2 separate regions of the Homo sapiens genome follow, and region 1 is linked to region 2. The links are chromatin contacts, found by Hi-C or POLR2A ChIA-PET in ENCODE. All regions are on one chromosome and are shown on one strand. Each heading gives the region's core, a stretch centred on a gene start or an enhancer-like site at or near the end of the contact. The rest is flanking DNA. Distances are from core to core; before and after follow the strand shown. Region 1 overlaps RCC1 (regulator of chromosome condensation 1). Region 2 holds the start of SNHG12 (small nucleolar RNA host gene 12).

Region 1 (2,975 bases), core at 110-2,609, 56 kb before region 2:
GCTCAGCCTGCAAAGGCTTATCAGGATTCTAGACCTTTGGTTACTTTCCCATCTTTAGTATTTAGTTCTCCTTCCCCAGGATAATCAGCAGAAAAGTGCCTGGCCTTGTGTCCATATACCATGGAGGGGAGAGCTAGAGAGGCGAGGTTCTCGGGAACCACTAGAAGGAAGGAATGAGGGGGCTGCTGGTTAGGCCCAGAGCTGAGACCGAGAAGGGCTCTTGGAGTTCTCCTTCCCTTCGTAACATTAGGTAGAGGCTTAGACAACTTGATTGTTTTTCATGACCTTAAAGACTGTGGCTCCGGCCGGGCATGGTGGCTCACAGCTGTTGTAATCCCAGCACTTTGGGAGGCTGAGGCGGGTAGATCGCTTGAGCCCAGGAGTTCTAGACCAGCCTGGGCAACTTGGCAAAACCCTGTCTCTACAAAATATATAAAAATTAGCTGGACACTGTGATGCGCACTTGTAGTCCCAGCTATTCTAGAGGCTGAGGTGGGAGGATCACCTGAGCTCAAGAGGTCAAACCTGCAATGAGCCGTGATTGTGCCACTGCACTTGAGCCTGGGCAACAGAGAGTGAGATGCTGTCTCAAAAAAACAAACAAACAAACAAACAAAAACAAGTACTTGATGACTCCATTGGGGTCAATTATGAAGAGACCTCTTAGTGCAAGACCAGGACCTTCTAACAGCACACCGAAGTCTCGAGAAATTCGCTTAGTTAAATCTGACAAGGGTGCGATGTTTATGTGGCCCAAAGCACCATTCTTTCTTGGTGTATTTATCCAGGCAAGACGGCTAAAGTGGGAATCCACTGAGACTGCAACAACTTCAAAGTTCACATCGTGAAATTCCTTAGCTTTGTCACTAGAAGCAACAATTTCTGTAGGACACACAAAGGTGAAATCCAAAGGATAGGGCTGGGCGCGGTGGCTCACACCTGTAATCCCAGCACTTTGGGAGGCTGAGGTGGGTGGATCACCTGAGTTCAGGAGTTCAAGACCAGCCTCACCAACATGGTGAAATCCCATCTCTACTAAAAATACAAAAATTAGCCAGGCGTCGTGGCAGGCGCCTGTAATTCCAGGTACTCAGGAGGCTGAGGCAGGAGAATTGGCTTGAACCCAGGAGGGGGAGGTTGCAGTGAGCCGAGATCGTGCCACTGCACTCCAGCCTGGGTGACACAGCAAGACTCCGTCTCGGAAAAAAAAAAAAAAAGAAAGAAATCCAAAGGATAGAAGAAAAGCACCAAATATTTCCCCTCAAAGTCATCAAGGCTTAGGTCTTTGAACTCTCCATTGACCACGGCTGTACCCTTAAAATAGGGCGCATGCTGGGTGACATCAGGTGCATGGTATGAGGAACTGGTACCAGAATTTTGCTTGACCGGAACCAGACCACAATATGTTTGTCAAACTTGTTCTTCCAGAAGCAGCAGGCCTGAGGGCTGCAGTGGCAGAAATGCCCCCAAGGAATGGCACTCACATGCCGGGCAACTGATGCTCAGAGTAACCTTCCCACAGCAGCCGCGATCTTCAGTGCATGTGTGTTTTTGTTTTTTTGAGACAGTGTCTGTCTCTTTCGCCCAGGCTAAAGTACAGTGGCACAATCTCAGCTCAATTTAGCCTCAGCCTCCCAGGCTCACGCCATCCTCCCACCTCAGCCTCCTGAGTAGCCAGGACTTCAGGCGTGCACCACCATGCCCGGCTAATTTTTGTAATTTTTTGGATAGAAATGGGGTTTCGCCATGTTGCCCACGCTGGTCTTGAACTCCTGGGCTCAAGCGATCCTCCTGCCTCGACTTCCCAAAGTGCTAGGATTACAGGTGTGGTGGCACCTTGTCTCTAAAAAAAATCAATCAATTAAATAAGAAAAGAAAATAGCTCTTCTCCCCCTCTGATTATAACAACACATTACCAAAGTTACTGGTGCTTACATGGGGTTGAATGGAGTTATGATGGATATTTCATTTAATGTTGTTCTTCAATGTTTTAATTTTTTACAACAGACTTAAAAATTTTTTAAATACATGTGGCCAGGCACGATGGCTCACGCCTGTAATCCCGCACTTTGGGAGGCCAAGGTGGGTGGATCATCTGAGGTCAGGAGTTCAAGACCAGCGGGACCAACATGGAGAAACCCCATCTCTACTAAAAATACAAAATAAGCCGGGCGTGGTGGCACATGCCTGTAATCCTAGCTACTCCAGAGGCTGAGGCAGGAGAATCACTTGAACCTGGGAGGTAGAGGTTGTGGTGAGCCGAGATTGCGCCATGGCACTCCAGCCTGGGCAATAAGAACAAAACTCTGCTTCAAAAAAAAAAAAAAAAAAACATGTAATCGGCTGTACGCAGTGGCTCACGCCTGTAATCCCAGGACTTCGGGAGGCTGAGGCAGGTGGATTACTTGAGATTAGGAGTTTGGGACCAGCCTGGCCAACATGGTGAAACCCCGTCTCTACTAAAAATACAAAATTTGGGCTGGGCACAGTGGCTCACGCCTATAATTCCAGCACTTTGGGAGGCCAAGGCGGGGTGGATCACTGAGATCAGGAGTTCGAGACCAGCCTGGCCAAACTGGTGAAACCTCGTCTCTACTAAAAATACAAAAATTAGCTGGGTGTGGTGGTGGGTGCCTGTAATCCCAGCTACTCGAGAGGCTGAGGCAGGAGAATCACTTGAACCCAGGAGGCAGAGGTTGCATGAGCCGAGATCGCACCATTGCACTCTAGCCTGGGTGACAGAACGAGACTCCATTTCAAAAAAACAAAAACAAAACAAAACTTAGCAGGGCATGGTGATGCACACCTGTAATCTCAGCTACTCGGAAGGCTGAGGCACAAGAATTGCTTCAACCCGGGAGGTGGAGGTTGCAGTGAGCTGAGATCATGCCTGTGCGCTCCAGCCTGGCGACAGAGTGAGACTCCGTCTCAAAAAACAGAAAAATACATGTAATGCTCCTTGTTAAACATCTTAG
Region 2 (3,345 bases), core at 485-2,984:
TAGACCGATTAAGTTACTTCCTGAAGGTCGCTTAGTCACTTAGCGAGGCTGAAAGCAACAAGCTGGGATGCACGCAAGGGTCTGAATGCCTAAAACCCGTCCTTCTGAAAACCGTGTCTACCAGGGCGACCTCCAGAGGTCTCGCGCGTAGTCACCAGTCCCAAAATCACCTAGCTGGTAAATGTCACAGATTCAACTGGAGGCCATCCTGACACCAGCATGCGGCCTCCCCCTGAATTAAGACACTTCAGGCCCAGGGATTCATCCCCGCATCCCCCAGGAGACCGGTTCCCAAACCCCCACCCCTTCCGTAAACCCGGCCGCCTGCCTGCAACACTCACCTGTCAGCCCAGAGCGCAGCGTTGCGCAGTCCGAAGCGAGAGAAGGGCGCGGCCCCCGCGGGCTCCCGCCCCTCTCACTGCCGAGGGGGCCTTTCGGAGCTCGGGCCCACCGGGTTGGAAGGCCCGGCTCCTCCGTGCCACATTCACCACCATCTCGAGGCCGTGGGAGGAAAAACCCGGCGAGTGCGCGCCAGCAGCAGCGACTAGCGGGGAACGGCGCGCAGGAAGGCAGGCAGAGGCTTGCAGCTAGTAAGTCGACACCGGGAATGCGGCGGGGAGAAAGGGCGCTGAAGCCGCGAGCAAGAGCTTATATAGGCCGCCCCTCGCGGCCACACCCGACAGTAGGCCGCCCGCGTGGCGCACAGCTGCCTGGGAGTTGTAGTTTGCTCGCCCCGGCGTTGTCCGCGCGTCACCTCCCCAGCCCTACGCGCGTGTCCATCCCGAGCCCGCGAAGCGAGAACCGCCAGAGGCTTTCCTCCGAGCGGAAGAAGCGCCTTCACCTTTCAGTGCCCGGCGCTGGGCCCACGCAGGAAGCCGACCCGCCTTGGCCTCTGGAGTTGTCTCTGGGATGTCTTTCAGTCTGGAAATGAACCCTGTGTGCTGGGAAAGGGCTCGGGCTCCGCTCCGAGCTCAGTGGGCGTGCGAGCGAGCAGCGCCTGAGTGGGTTTCGGGGAGGGGGTCATACTCCCCGAAAGGCGATTTATTCAAGGCTTGTCTCTTCCACTAATATGTAATTTTACTGAGCGCGTGCTATTTTAACTGTGTCTGATTATCTGATCTAGTTTTCATAAAAACCCTGTGTACGCTCTGTGGACAAATAAGGAAACTTAGGAATGGATCACACAGCTATCGCAAGCGAGGAGAGGACTGGAATTTGGAGCCCACCCCAGGCACCACACATAGCGCAATGTTTTGCCCATGGAATGAATAAGCCTCAGTATGAAAACTTAGTGGTGATTGCCGAGAATTAAACACCCATCCTGTGCCTAATCTATTAATTTTTATTCTTACATACACTTTTTTGTTTGAGACAGGGTCTTGTTCTGTTGCCCAGGCTGGAGTGCAGTGGCGTGATCAAGGCTCATTGCAGCCTCGACCAACTGGGCTCAAGCAATTCTTCCACCTCAGCCTCCCAGGTAGATGGGACTACAGGTGCGGGCCAACTTTCCTTGCTTACACTTTAAAAAGTAGGTACTACTGCCGGGTGCGGTTACTCACGCCTGTAATCCCAGCACTTTGGGAGGCCAAGGCGGGTGGATCACGAGGTCAGGAGATCGAGACCATCCTGGCTAACACGGCGAAACCCGGTCTCTACTAAAAAAAAATACAAAAAAAAATTAGCCGGGCGTGGTCGCGGGCGCCTGTAGTCCCAGCTACCCGGGAGGCTGAGGCAGGAGAATGGCGTGAACCCGGGAGGCGGAGCTTGCAGAGAGCCGAGATCGCGTCACTGCACTCTAGCCTGGGCAACAGAACGAGACTCTGTCTCAAAAAAATAAAATAAAATAAAAAGTAAGTACTACTTTAGCAGGTCGTGGGGGCGCATGCCTGTGGTCCTGGACTCCTCTCTTTCTCTAACATCACATGTCCAAGCCATCAGCAACTCCTGTGTGCTCTACCTTTAAAATGTATCAATAATCTGACTGTTTCTTACCCCTTCCACTGATGTTACCCTAATCGTTGACCCAGATGATAGCAATAGTCTCTTATCTCCCAGATCCTGCTGTTGCTCCCGACAGTCTGGTCTCCACACGCCAGCCAGCCTGCTAAAAGTTTTTTAATTTTTATGAAGTCTAAGAGTCAATTTTTTTTTTTGTAGTTTATGCTTTTTTTTTTTTTTCTTGAGACGGAGCTGCTCTGTCGCCCAGGCTGGAGTGCAGTGGCGCCATCTCAGCTCACTGCAAGCTCCCGCTCCCGGGTTCACGCCATTCTCCTGCCTCAGCCTCCCAAGTAGCTGGGATTACAGGCGCCCGCCACCACGCCCGGCTAATTTTTTGTATTTTTAGTAGAGACAGGGTTTCCCCATGTTGGGCAGGATGGTCTCGATTTCCTGACCTCGTGATCCACCCGCCTCGGCCTCCCAAAGTGCTGGGATTACAGGCACGAGCCACCGCGCCCGGCCGTTTGTTTACGCTTTAAAAGCTTAATAATTATGCTGGGCGCGGTGGCTCCCACCTGTAATTCCAGCACTTTGGGAGTCCGAGGGGGCAGATAACCTGAGGTCAGGATTTCAAGTCCAGCCTAGCCAACATGGTGAAAACCCGTTTCTACTAAAAATACAAAAATTAGCTGGGCGTGGTGGCAGGCGCCTGTAATCCCAGCTACTTGGGAGGCTGAGGCAGGAGAATCGTTTGAACCTGGGAAGCGGAGGTTGAAGTGAGCTAAGATGGAGCCATTACACTCCAGCCTGGGCGACAAGAGCGAGACTCCGTCTCAAAAAAAAAAGAAAAAAAGTAAAATTATTAAACTTTTTTTTTTTTTTTTGGAGATGAAGTCTCGCTTTTTCGCCCAGGCTTGTGCAGTTTATTCTGTGTCAATTATGCCTCAATAAAGCTGTCAAAAAACCATTAAGAAAAAATGTATATCTCCCAGGCGCAGTAGCTCCCACCAATTCGGGAGGCCAAGGCAGGTGGATTACCTGACATCAGGAACTAGAGACCAGCCTGGCCAACATGACAAAACCCCATCTCTACTAAAAATACAAAAAAAAAAAATTACCCAGGCATGGTGACACTCATCTACAGTCCCAGCTACTTGGGAGGCTAAGGCATAAGAATCGCTCGAACCTGGGAGGCAGAGGTTGCAGTGAGCCAAGATCATGCCACTGCACTCCAGCCTGGGTGATACAGCGAGACTCCCTCTCAAAAAATATATCTATATATATCTATCTATATCTATGTGTGTGTATATATAGATAGATAGATATACATATTATATTAAGGCAGATGCAGTGGATCACCTGTAGTCCAGCTACTTGGGAAGCTGAAACAGGAGGATCACTTCTGTC

What was found. A loop is a pair of places that touch in the nucleus more often than their neighbours do. ChIA-PET counts read pairs that join two places held with the same protein, here RNA polymerase II (POLR2A). Pooled maps may share reads with other maps.
Region 1: a loop to region 2 is called in a map of PC-9, with 5 times the contacts of the local background. The contact joins the enhancer-like site here to the promoter of SNHG12 in region 2. A Hi-C loop is called at or near these places in 36 of 168 maps with a recorded cell type or tissue (A673, B cell, CD14-positive monocyte and 29 more), 34 of 37 single-sample maps with no recorded cell type and 37 of 50 pooled maps. POLR2A ChIA-PET finds 5 or more read pairs at or near these places in 47 of 52 experiments (A549, A673, AG04449 and 36 more).

What each region holds. Positions count from the first base shown.
Region 1 is chr1:28,525,697-28,528,671 of GRCh38, forward strand. The region is part of intron 4 of RCC1 (regulator of chromosome condensation 1); the gene reads left to right. It also overlaps the pseudogene PRDX3P2. Among named protein-coding and RNA genes, the nearest start is that of SNORA73B, 19 kb to the left of the region's middle. Within about 2 kb of position 1,360, at least 5 of the 41 ENCODE cell types and tissues checked have a DNase peak (open chromatin) inside an H3K27ac peak, as active enhancers do; they include HCT116, PC-3, PC-9 and 1 more, where a contact is called at or near this core.
Region 2 is chr1:28,581,249-28,584,593 of GRCh38, forward strand. It overlaps SNHG12 (small nucleolar RNA host gene 12), which reads right to left and starts at 1,735. Exons shown (of 6, transcript NR_146382.1): 1 at 842-1,735. RefSeq lists enhancers at 1-116, 117-902.